Linked DNA regions of Homo sapiens: region 2 is linked to region 1. A link is a loop called in an ENCODE intact Hi-C map of the cell type or tissue named here. Cell type or tissue: PC-9. All regions are shown on one strand. Each heading gives the region's core, and the rest is flanking DNA. Links, peaks and the distances in the headings are about the cores only. Region 1 has its middle 91 kb from the start of ARHGAP21. Region 2 overlaps LOC105376456 (a long non-coding RNA gene).

Region 1 (5,384 bases), core at 242-5,241:
GTTTTCTTTTCCCCTCCTGCAAAGCAAGATATAATTAAAACCATGTATATTTTTAATGCCTAGATAAAACAGTGTGGTAAAAATACTGTCGAGGTGTTAGAAGCTATTTCAATTTTTAGTCTTTCTGACACTAACTGCTCGTGATTCACCATCGCTGCTAAAAATACTGGCAGGCGGCAGCCTGAGCTTCTCTGCTTCCCAGCAGGTAGACTGGCTCTAACGTGAGCTTACCTCCCTGTCCTGCCAGAGCTTCCATCCTCATGTAGGTAAGAGTACTACTGGGAATTGGCTTGACAGCCTATAATAATAATAATTGGCTGGGCGTGGTGGCTCATGCCTGTAATCCCAGCACTTTGGGAGGCCGAGATGGGCGGATCGCCTGAGGTCAGGAATTCGAGACCAGCCTGGCCAACATGGTGAAACCCCGTCTCTACTAAAAATACAAAAAATTCGCTGGGCATGGTGGTGGGCGCTTGTAATCCCAGCTACTTGGGAGGCTAAGCCAGGAGAATTACTTGAACCTGGGAGGCGGAGGTTGCAGTGAGCCAAGATTGTGCCACTGCACTCCAGCTTGGGCGACAGAGCAAGACTCTCTCATAAAAAAAATAATAATAATTAATAAAGCCCTAATAATAATCAAGATGATGATGATAGCTAACATCTACTGAGTGCTTACTAAGTAGCCAGTCTGGGTCTAATTGCCTGAATCCTCATAAGAACCCTATGAGGTAGGGATCATTATTCATCTTGGGTGAGGAACCGAGGCATTGAGAGATTAAGCAACTTGCCCAAGCTCACAACTATTCATCCTTTTCAATATATACCCGGGTTCCGGGTGCAGTGGCTCACACCTGTAGTCCTAGCACTTCGGGAGGCCAAAGCGGGTAGAATGCCTGAGGATAGGAGTTTGAGACCAGCCTGGGCAATGTGGCAAAAATCATGTTGATTTAAGAGCCAATAGTAATAATAATTAATAAAGCCCTAATAATAATAAAGATGATGATGATAGCTAACATCTACTGAGCATTCTACTGGACCACAATTGTGCACCACCATACCCAGCTAATTTTAAAATTTTTTGTAGAGATGTGGGTCTTGCTATGTTGCTTAGGCTGGTCTCGAACTCCTTACTCCAGTGATCTTCTTGTCTTGGCCTCATGAAGTGCTGGGATTATAGGCATGAGTCTCCGTGCTTGGCCTTTCTCCTCATTTTATAATTGAGAGGCATGTGGGCAGGAGTGAAGTGTCCCGGCTAATACCACTCAGGTAGTTCAAGACAGAGCCAGGACTAAAATCAAAGTCTGCTCTTTCTACCTGTATAAAAGAAGAAACTCAGTTAGAACCATTTATTACATACTTACTGAAAACTGAATTAATATCTATACTAATAAGTGTCCTGGCAGGGATTTGATAGGAAAGAAATAGAATGTATGATTTTATGATTTCTACCATCCCAAGGCTTGTGATTTTCCTGAGGACACACAGGATGCATAAATACAAGCCTTGATGGACATAATCTTACCTTGGCAATCCAGCACACACGTAAGAACAGAGGGAATGTGACTTCCAGGATCACCTGCTTAGGATGGTGATAATCCAGGAGGAGATAGACAGGAGGAGTGTGAATTGGTACAGAGAAAGTAAAAAGCATTTGTGAGACGAAGTAGCAAACAGAAGCCATATCTGCTCATTTCTGCTTGCCAGCATAATTTCACCAAGCACCTGGCTCTGTGGTGACGTGCAGATCTCTGGAGGGATGCTTTAAAGACAAAACAGGACAGAGCATATGGCCGTCTGTGTCTCTTACTTGGGTCACCATATTCCTTAAAGATAAATGACCCTTGTCCTTGTCTTTCCTTAAACATAAGATAACTTTTTTTTTTTTTCATTTTGAGACAGAGTCTTACTCTGTTGCCCATGCTGGAGTGCAGTAGCTTGATCTCGGCTCGCTGCAACCTCTCCTGGGTTCAAGCGATTCTTCTGCCTCAGCCTCCTGAGTACCTGGGATTACAGGCACACAACACCACACCCGGCTAATTTTTTTTGTATATTTTTAGTAGAGACGGGGGTTTCACCATGTTGGCCAGGCGGGTCTCGAACTCCTGACCTCAAGTGATCCACCCACCTCAGCTTCCCAGAGTGCTGGGATTGTAGGCCACTGTGACTGGCCAACATAAGATAACTTCTGATGAGTTTAGTGACTATGTTTTTGTAATCTATAACTAGATGGACTCTTATACCTCAACCTTGTTGTGATTCTGCTTCAAAGTAATTACTTTTAATAGCAAAAACCACAATTACATTTGCACCAATATAATAACTTCTGAGTACGTTGGATGTGATCTGTCATCATAAACTCCCCCCTCCTGTATATAAGCTGTGAGCTAAAACACTGGTTGGGAGATTTCTGACAAAATCTCCTCTCTGAAAGACTCCTCCAGAGCTATAGGCCTCAGTCCACAGTCCTCAGTAAGACTTCTGAATAAAACTAACTTTAATTCATTAAAAACTTGTTTTTTCTTTTCTTTCGTCCACACATTCAATGTGGAAATACGATTTGTGCAGAAGGACAAAGAAGCCACGAGTGAAAGCCAGGAGCATAGTTGCAAACAGGTTTGTTTGGCTGGCACAGAGATGATGTATCAAGTCATGAGAAAGGACTTCATGAACAGTGACCAACTTTAAAAATATTCCTGGGGCGGGCACGGTGAGCCGAGATTGCGCCACTGCACTCTGTCCTGGGCAAAAGAGCGAGACTCCGTCTCAAAAAAAAAAAAATATTCCTGTCATACCTTGAGGTAGCTAGCTGTTTGACATTTGAGACACAGAGGCAGGATGTGGTGACTCACTCCTGTAATCTCAGCTCTTTGGGAGGCTGAGGTGGGAGCAAGTCCTGAGTCCAGGAGTTTGAGAAAAGCCTGAACAACATAGCGAGACCCTGTCTTTACAAAAAAATAAACCAAATTAGCCAGGTGTGGTGGCACGCACCTGTAGTCCCAGCTACTCGGGAGGCTGAGGTGGGAGGACTGCCTGAACCTAGGAAGTCAAGGCTGTAGTGAGCTGTGATTATGCCACTGCCCTCCAGCTTGGGTGACAGAGTGAGACCGTGTCTCAAAAAAACCAAAAGCCTAGGTGTGGTGGCTCACACCTGTAATCTCAGAACTTTGGGAGGCAGAGACAGGTGGATCACTTGAGGTCAGGAGTTCAAGATCAGCCTGGTCAACATGGTGAAACCCCGTCTCTACTAAAAATACAAAAATTAGCTGGGCATGGTGGTGCACGCCTGTAGTTCCAGTACTCGGGAGGCTGAGGCAGGAGAATCACTTGGACCTGGGAGGCAGAGGTTGCAGTGAGCTGAGATTGCACCACTGCACTCCAGCCTGGATGACAGAGTGAGACTCCGTCTCAAAACAGCAACAACGAAACCAGACATTTGAGACACTGAAGACTGCCATAGTTTGATAGCTAAGGGACAAACCCAATTATAGGCAAAACAGTGAAATTACCTGCGTGGTTTCCCAGCAGGCCCCATGAGCAACCATTAGTGATCTCAATGGTGTTAATGGAGCTACATAAATCAGTCAAGAACAGTGATGGAACTTCTTACTGTAGTCCAGGTGCAGTGCTGGGCTCCGGGATAGGATGAACAAGATGGACCCAGCCCTGCCCTGAATGTGTGTTCTTTGTAGGTACAGTTCCAGCAAGAAACCAGCTCTCTTTATGTCGTTGAAAAGTAGGGAAGTGTAGCAGTTCTCAGGAGCCGTAAATAATGAATACGTGTTTCACGGCTGTTTAAATGAGTGAATAAAATCGCTGTGCTCATTCTGTCCTGTCACTGTCTCATGCAGTGAAATGGGCATCTTAACCACAGCTTAAAGGGAGCTGAAGACAGCAGGGAGGACTCAGGCCATCCAGCCTGGGATACCCTGCCCGCACATTTCTGTACCAAGAGCCGGTCAACTTCAAAATCAGTCTATGAGAGACCTAGTCATTACAACACACAAGGTTTCCTTCCTTCCTTTCTTTTTTTTTCTTTTTCTGAGACACGGTCTTGTTCTATAGCCCAGGCTGGAGTGCAGTGGTGTGATCATGGTTCATTGTAGCCACAAACTCCTAGGTTCAAGTGACCCTCCTGCCTCAGCCTCCCAAGTAGCTGGCACTACAGGTGCATGCCATCATACCAGGGTTTTTTTTTTAAATTTTTTTATTTTTTTAGATATGGGGTCTTGCTACATCGTCCAGGCTGAATACAAGGTTTTCCGAACAAGCTTCAGACTAGAATCAGAAGGCTCTGGGCTAGTGGAGAGGGCGTACAGGGAGAGTCAGGAGAAAGTCGGTCTGGTGGATGGTCAGCAGATGATGAATCAGTTTTGGCTTTGCCAAGTTATTTAACCTTTCTGAGCCTTAATTTACTCATCTGGAAAATGGGGAAAATACAGAGCAGGTTCTGGAGGCAGGCAAGCTAAAATTTTAATCACTTTTAGCAATTTGACCCTGAGAAACTACTTTCAGCTTCCCTTCGCCTGTTTCCACTTGTGTAAAATGAGAGTGATTATGATCTATCTCAGGGCTATAAGAATGAAATATGATAATACATGTTAAGTGTTTAAGACTGTGTCTGGTGCATGGTGTTTAATAAATGTCAGCAGTATGTATACTAGGATGGGTCTGAGGATTGGAGAAACGGATGCAAAGCACCTAACATCCTGCCTGACACATAATGGGTGGCTGATAAGCATCAGCTATCATGCGACTTTGAGCAACCCGATAAATATTTTTTAAACAAATGCCCACAGGAGGAATGTGTCTTTTTCATCTTTGACTCTCTGCCACTTAGAGGTATTAGTTTCTTATTGCCGCTGCAACAAAATAGCACACATTTAGTGACTGAAAACAACACAAGTTTATTACGATATCTCTGGAAGTCAGAAATCCAAAACGGCCTTCATTAGGCTAAAGTCAAAGTGTCAGCAGAACTGCTTTCCTTTTAAAGGCTGCAGGGGAGACCCTTTCCCTGCTTTTTCCAGGTTCCAGAGACTTCTTGCATTTCTTGGCTCATGTCCGCTTCTTCCGTCTTCACAGCCAGCAGTGAAGCATCTTCAAATTTCTGTCTATGACTCTGACCTCACTTCTGCCATCTCATCTCCTTCTCTGAGTCTAACTCTCCTTCTCTCTCTCTCTCTCTATTTATTTATTTTTTGAGATGGAGTTTCGCTCTTGTTGCCCAGGCTGGAGTGCAATAGCGCGATCTCAGCTCACTGCAACCTCCGCCTTCCCGGGTTCAAGCAATTCTCCTGCCTCAGCCTCCTGCGTAGCTGGGATTACAGGAATGTGCCACCACACCCGGGTTCCTCCTTCTCTTATAAGGAGGTTACGCTGGACTC
Region 2 (5,384 bases), core at 173-5,172, 53 kb before region 1:
ATAATGTATCCAGATATTTGGTCAGACATTATTTCATGTATGTCTGTAAAGGTATTTCTGGATGAGATTAACATTTGAATTGGTAAACTGAATAAATCAGACTGCCCTCTCCAATGTGAGTGGCCATTATCCAATCTGTTGAAGGCCTGAATAGAACAAAAAGGCTGGGTAATAGAAAACTCCTTCTGCTTGACTGCATTCAAGCTGTGACATTGTTTTTTTCCCTGCCTTCGGACTTGAATTGAAACATGTACTCTTCCTGTGTCTTAAGCCTGTTTGGCTTTGGGACTGGAACTCCATACACCATTGGCTCTCCTGGGTCTCCAGCTTGCTGACGGCCAACTTTGGGACTTGTCAGCCTCCATAATTGCATAAGCCAATTCCTTATAATAAATCTTTTTTTGTACACATCCTATTTGATGTGGTTTGGCTCTGTGTCCCCACTCAAATCTCATGTCAAATTGTAATTCCCAGTGTTGGTGGAGGGGCCTGGCGGGAGGTGATTGGATCATGGGGATGGTTTCTAATGGTTTAGCATCATCCTCCAGTGCTGTCTCATGATGGAGTTCTTACGAGATCTGGTTGTTTGAAAGTGTCTAGCACTTCCCCCTTCACTCTCTCTCTTCCTCCTGCTCTGGCCATGTAAGATGTGCCGGTTTCCCCTTTGCCTTCTGCCATGATTGTAAGTTTCCTGAGGCCTCCCCAGCCATGCCTCCTGTACAGCCTGTAGAACTATGAGTCAATTAAACCTCTTTTCTTCATAAATTACCCAGTCTCATGTAGTTCTTTATAGCCGTGTGGGAATGGACTAATACACTATTGGTTCTGTTTCTCTGAGGAACCCTGACTGATACAGCACCCCTATTGGGATTCTTCCAGTTTTGACCCTCTGCCTTTGAAACTTTATGCATGGAGTCTATACCTGCAATATACTACCACCAGCCTTCCAGAGCACTACTTTCTGCCCAATCAGTCTTTGGTTGTTACCTCTGAATTGTAAAAACTGATAATGAAATTGGCTAACATTAATAGGAACATATTCTGACTCAAAGATTATGCTAAGGATTTTACATCTACTGTCCTAGTTAATGTAACAATATAGAAAGATATGGGGGGATGGGAGAGTGAGGTGAAGAATAAGAAGAAAGAATCAGGCTGGGCACAGTGGCTCACACCTTTAATCCCAATACCTTGGGAGGCTGAGGAGGGAGGATCACTTGAGGCCAGCAGTTCAGGACCAGCCTGGGCAGCATAGCAAGACCTCATCTCTAAAAACAGTTAGCCAGGCATCCAAGATCAGGTGCTGGCAGAAAAAAAAAAAAAGAAGAAGAAGAATAATCAGTGAATCAGTGCTGTGGCTGCCACATAATTTGGGATCTATGAGCAATATACTCTCTGCCCAATATTCCAATTGCTGCAGAATCTCTGAATGCAAGAATAACAGGGCTGATAAAAAAAAGTGCTCCTACATCTTTTCAGGCGAGTTAGGTATACTGTGAAGCAATGTCTGAGTGATTTTCTCAGTCAAGTTAGACCGTAAGCTCTGTAAAGGCCAATAGCATGATGGTATTTGTCCACTGTGTATTCCTAGTACCTAGCAAGGTACTTGGCACAGAATAAGTGTTCAAAATTTCCCATTAATGTTTGCCAAATCTAATTTTCAGTTAATAAAGACTCACCCCAGATTCTGATAAGTTGTATATGTCTTAATTTTCCTTGTGTTAATTTTTCTTCTTTTTTTCTGTAGTTTCATAGCTATTTTAGTGGACAATTGGGAGACACTTTATATACGTTTAAACCAGAAGTCACTTTAATGAGTTTTAAACATTGTGTCAAAGCTCAGGAATGGCTCTACTAAAAGTCAATAATCGTATATATTTCATAAATTGAATTAGTTGATTAATGCATAAGAGTTGAAAATATCAAAGAGAAATATTATTTTATGACCCTGAGTAAATATTTCCATTGCTCGGAACCCTTTTCCTTATCTGTACAATGAAGAAAATTACAGACACCCTAAGGTTTGTTATATATATGTGCATAGGGGTGAAGGGACTAACATAATGTATGTAAAACTGCTTTGCAAATGTGAAATCCTAGATATTTTGTTTTATTTTATTTTATTTTATTTTTTGAGACAAAGTCTTGCTCTGTCGCCCAGGCTGGAGTGCAATGGTGCGATCTCAGCTCACTGCAACCTCTGCCTCCCGAGTTCAAGTGATTCTCAAGCCTCAGCCTCCCAAGAAGCTGGGATTACAGGCACATGCCATCACACCCGGCTAATTTTTGCATTTTTAGTAGAGATGGGGTTTCACCACGGTAGTGTCTAACTCCTGTCCTCAAACAATCCACCCGCCTTGGCCTCCCAAAGTGCTGGGATTACAGGCATGAGCCACCGCGCCTAGTCAAAAGCCTATATATTTTAGATGTTTTGGTTGTTATCTTTATTGTTTTCTGCCTTGTGTGCTAATCTACATATATCTTTTTTAAAAAAAAAAAACTCCAACCACATATTTCACTCTGTCACTGCCAGAAGCAACAGTACAGTATTATACTCTCCAATTTCTCTACCAGATTCAAGGGTTATGGCCTCTTTGGCAGGGAGAGAGTTACTGTCAGGAAAATCTTACTGTTGGATCCAGGACAAACCATTAAACAGTTGCATAAGTCTTTGTCAGCTTGGAGTTGTTGTTCTGCAGGTGTTTTGCTATGTTGACACAGCTCATGTTTGCCCTGTTTTACTTATTGCTCTTTCTTTTGGAGGAAATCATAGAGAAAACAGGACTCAAACCACAAACGGAAACAGTTTATCTGTTTAGCTGTTGAACTCCCCGGGAAAGAAGAAAGAAATCAGTTAAGAGATGCATGAGTGAATCTTTTTAAAAATCCATCTTCAAAACACACCAGAGAGAGTAATGAAAGTGATTGATTGATTAGAGGCATTTGCACCAGAGAGACACAAATGCCTCTAATTGAGGCATTAAGGTTAATAATTGTGAAAGTCCCGTCATGCTGAAGGCTCTGCAGAAGGGACGCAGGTAAGTAAAACAAGCCTCTGCCCTCATGGAGCTTCTTGCTCAACAGAGAAAAAGAGCAGGCAAGTGACTCTAACATACAGCAAACCGTAAAAATGTGGCCGTCATCCTCGTGACACCCCCCATTTCAGCAGATCTTAATAATTATTCATAATCAATTATATTTACAGATCTTGTTTCTAAACACACGTGAAAATCTTGTATATTTTATTCTAAACATATGTGAAAATCTTGTTCTCAAATACAGCATTTAATGAGGCCAATGAACAAGCTTTCAGAGAATAATATATTGTTGTCTAGGAAGAAAGGAAGGTTTTGGAAAATACAAGTGACCTGTCCCTGTGCCTTGCTGATGGCCACTGAAAAGGCTGAGCATATAGGAAATAGTCTTCATTCTAATGTGAAAGGCAAATTTGTGTCCCGTGGAATGAGAGGTATGCATGGTATGAGAACAGGACCCAGGGTCATTGCAGGGCTCACAGTTGTAAGGCATATTTCATGAGTTATATTCCTCCACATGGATCATTGCTTGTTAGTTATCACATTCATTACTTCTATTAGATCAGTCCTAGGGTGTTTAATTATTCCTGTAATTTTCATTTGTTCTTCCCTTTCTTCATCATTCTCTGTCTTTGGTATTGTGGAATTTCATTTCAGTCTCGAAGTCCATTTGATCTCATCCAAGTGCTAGTTCAGGAGCATTTGTGTTCTGTTTTCTCAGAGTCTTTGTACATAGCTCAGCAATTCTTATATTTCTTAAAACTTTTATCTGTTGGATGAAGTAAAGGCTCAGAACTATATATGATTTTTATAAACACCTACATTCTAAGTCTGAATAGATTATGTGTATTTGATATTTTACAGAGTAAAAATTTGAAGATTACTTTTACACAATTAAATACTTGTTTATAGCTTACAAACAAGCTGTATAAACTATTAATCATGATCTATCACCTGACAAGGCTAATATTTATCTAACGTTTCTTTTCTTTTCTTTCTTTTTTTCTTTCTTTTCTTTTTTTTTTTGAGACAGGGTTTTTTTTTTTTTTTTTTTTGAGACAGCCTGTCACCCAGGCTGGAGTGCAGTGTCATGATCTCAGTTTACTGCAACCTCCGCCTCCTGGGCTCAAGTGATCCTCCCACCTCAGCCTCCTGAGTAGCTGGGACTACAGGCATGCACCATCACATCTGGCTAATTTTTGTATTTTTTGTAGAGATGGGGTGTATTAGTCTGTTTTCATACTGCTGATAAAGACATACCCTAGACTGGGAAGAAAAAGAGGTTTAATTGGACTTACACTTCCACATGGCCAATGAGGCTTCACAATCATGGCAGGAGGTGAAAGGCACTTCTTACATGGTAGTGGCAGGAGGAAATGAGGAAGAAGCAAAAGCGGAAACCCCTGATAAACCCATCAGATCTCGTGAGACTTATTCACTATCATGAGAATAGCATGGGAAAGACTGGCCCCCATGATTCAATTACCTTCCCCTGGGTCCCTCCCATAACACAGGGGAACTCTGGGAGATAAATTCAAGTTGAGATTTGGGTGGGGACACAGCCAAACCATCTCATCCCACCCCGGCCCCTCCAAATCTCATGTCCTCACATTTCAAAACCAACCATGCCTTCCCAACAGTCCCCCAAAGTCTTATTTCAGCATTAACCCAAAGTCCACAGTCCAAAGTCTCATCTGAGACAAGGCAAGTCCTTTCTGCCTATGAGTCTGTAAAATCAAAAGCAAGCTAGTTACTTCCTAGATACAATGGGGGTACAGGTATTGGGTAAATACAGCTGCTCCAAGTGGGAGAAATTGGCCAAAACAAAAGGGTTACAGGCCCCATGCAAGTCCAAAATCCAGTGGGGAAGTCAAATTTTAAAGCTCCAAAAAATGATCTCCTTTGACTCCAGGTCACGCTGATGTAAGAGGTGGGTTCCCATGGTCTTGGGCAGCCCTGCCCCTGTGGCTTTGTAGGGTACAGCCTCCCTCCTGGCTGCTTTCATGGGCTGGCATTGAGTGTCTGTGGCTTTTCCAGGTGCATGGTGCAAGCTGTCAGTGGACAATGGTAAATGGTACCAATTTACCATTCTGGGGTCTGGAGGACAGTGGCCCTCTTCTCACAGCTCCAGTAGGCAATGTCCCAGTAGGGAGTCTGCGTGGGGCCTCTGACCTGATATTTCGCTTCTACACTTCCCTAGCAGAGGTTCTTCATGAAGGCCCCACCCCTGCAGCAAACTTCTGCCTGGGCATCAGGGGTTTCCATATATCTTCTGAAATCTAGGCAGAGGTTCCCAAACCTCAATTCTTGACTTCTGTGCATGCACAGGCTCAACACCACATGGAAGCT

The links. Hi-C counts contacts between places; a loop is a spot of excess contacts. Peaks named below come from ENCODE experiments on the same cell type or tissue, not always from the same donor. Only the 100,000 strongest peaks of a DNase experiment are listed, where the experiment ranks them.
Region 2: it touches region 1 in a loop (5-fold over the local background); 1 of 110 quality-filtered maps calls a loop at or near these places.

Annotation. Positions count from the first base shown.
Region 1 is chr10:24,812,338-24,817,721 of GRCh38, forward strand. No RefSeq gene overlaps it. Among named protein-coding and RNA genes, the nearest start is that of ARHGAP21, 91 kb to the left of the region's middle. In PC-9, for the core only: no CTCF peak of the experiment used is centred there; a DNase peak (open chromatin) is centred at 2,734; H3K27ac peaks cover 2,229 bases.
Region 2 is chr10:24,759,668-24,765,051 of GRCh38, forward strand. The region is part of intron 2 of LOC105376456 (a long non-coding RNA gene); the gene reads right to left. Among named protein-coding and RNA genes, the nearest start is that of ARHGAP21, 38 kb to the left of the region's middle. RefSeq lists a silencer at 2,680-2,880 and an enhancer at 3,170-3,722. In PC-9, for the core only: no CTCF peak of the experiment used is centred there; DNase peaks (open chromatin) are centred at 2,724 and 3,454; H3K27ac peaks cover 711 bases.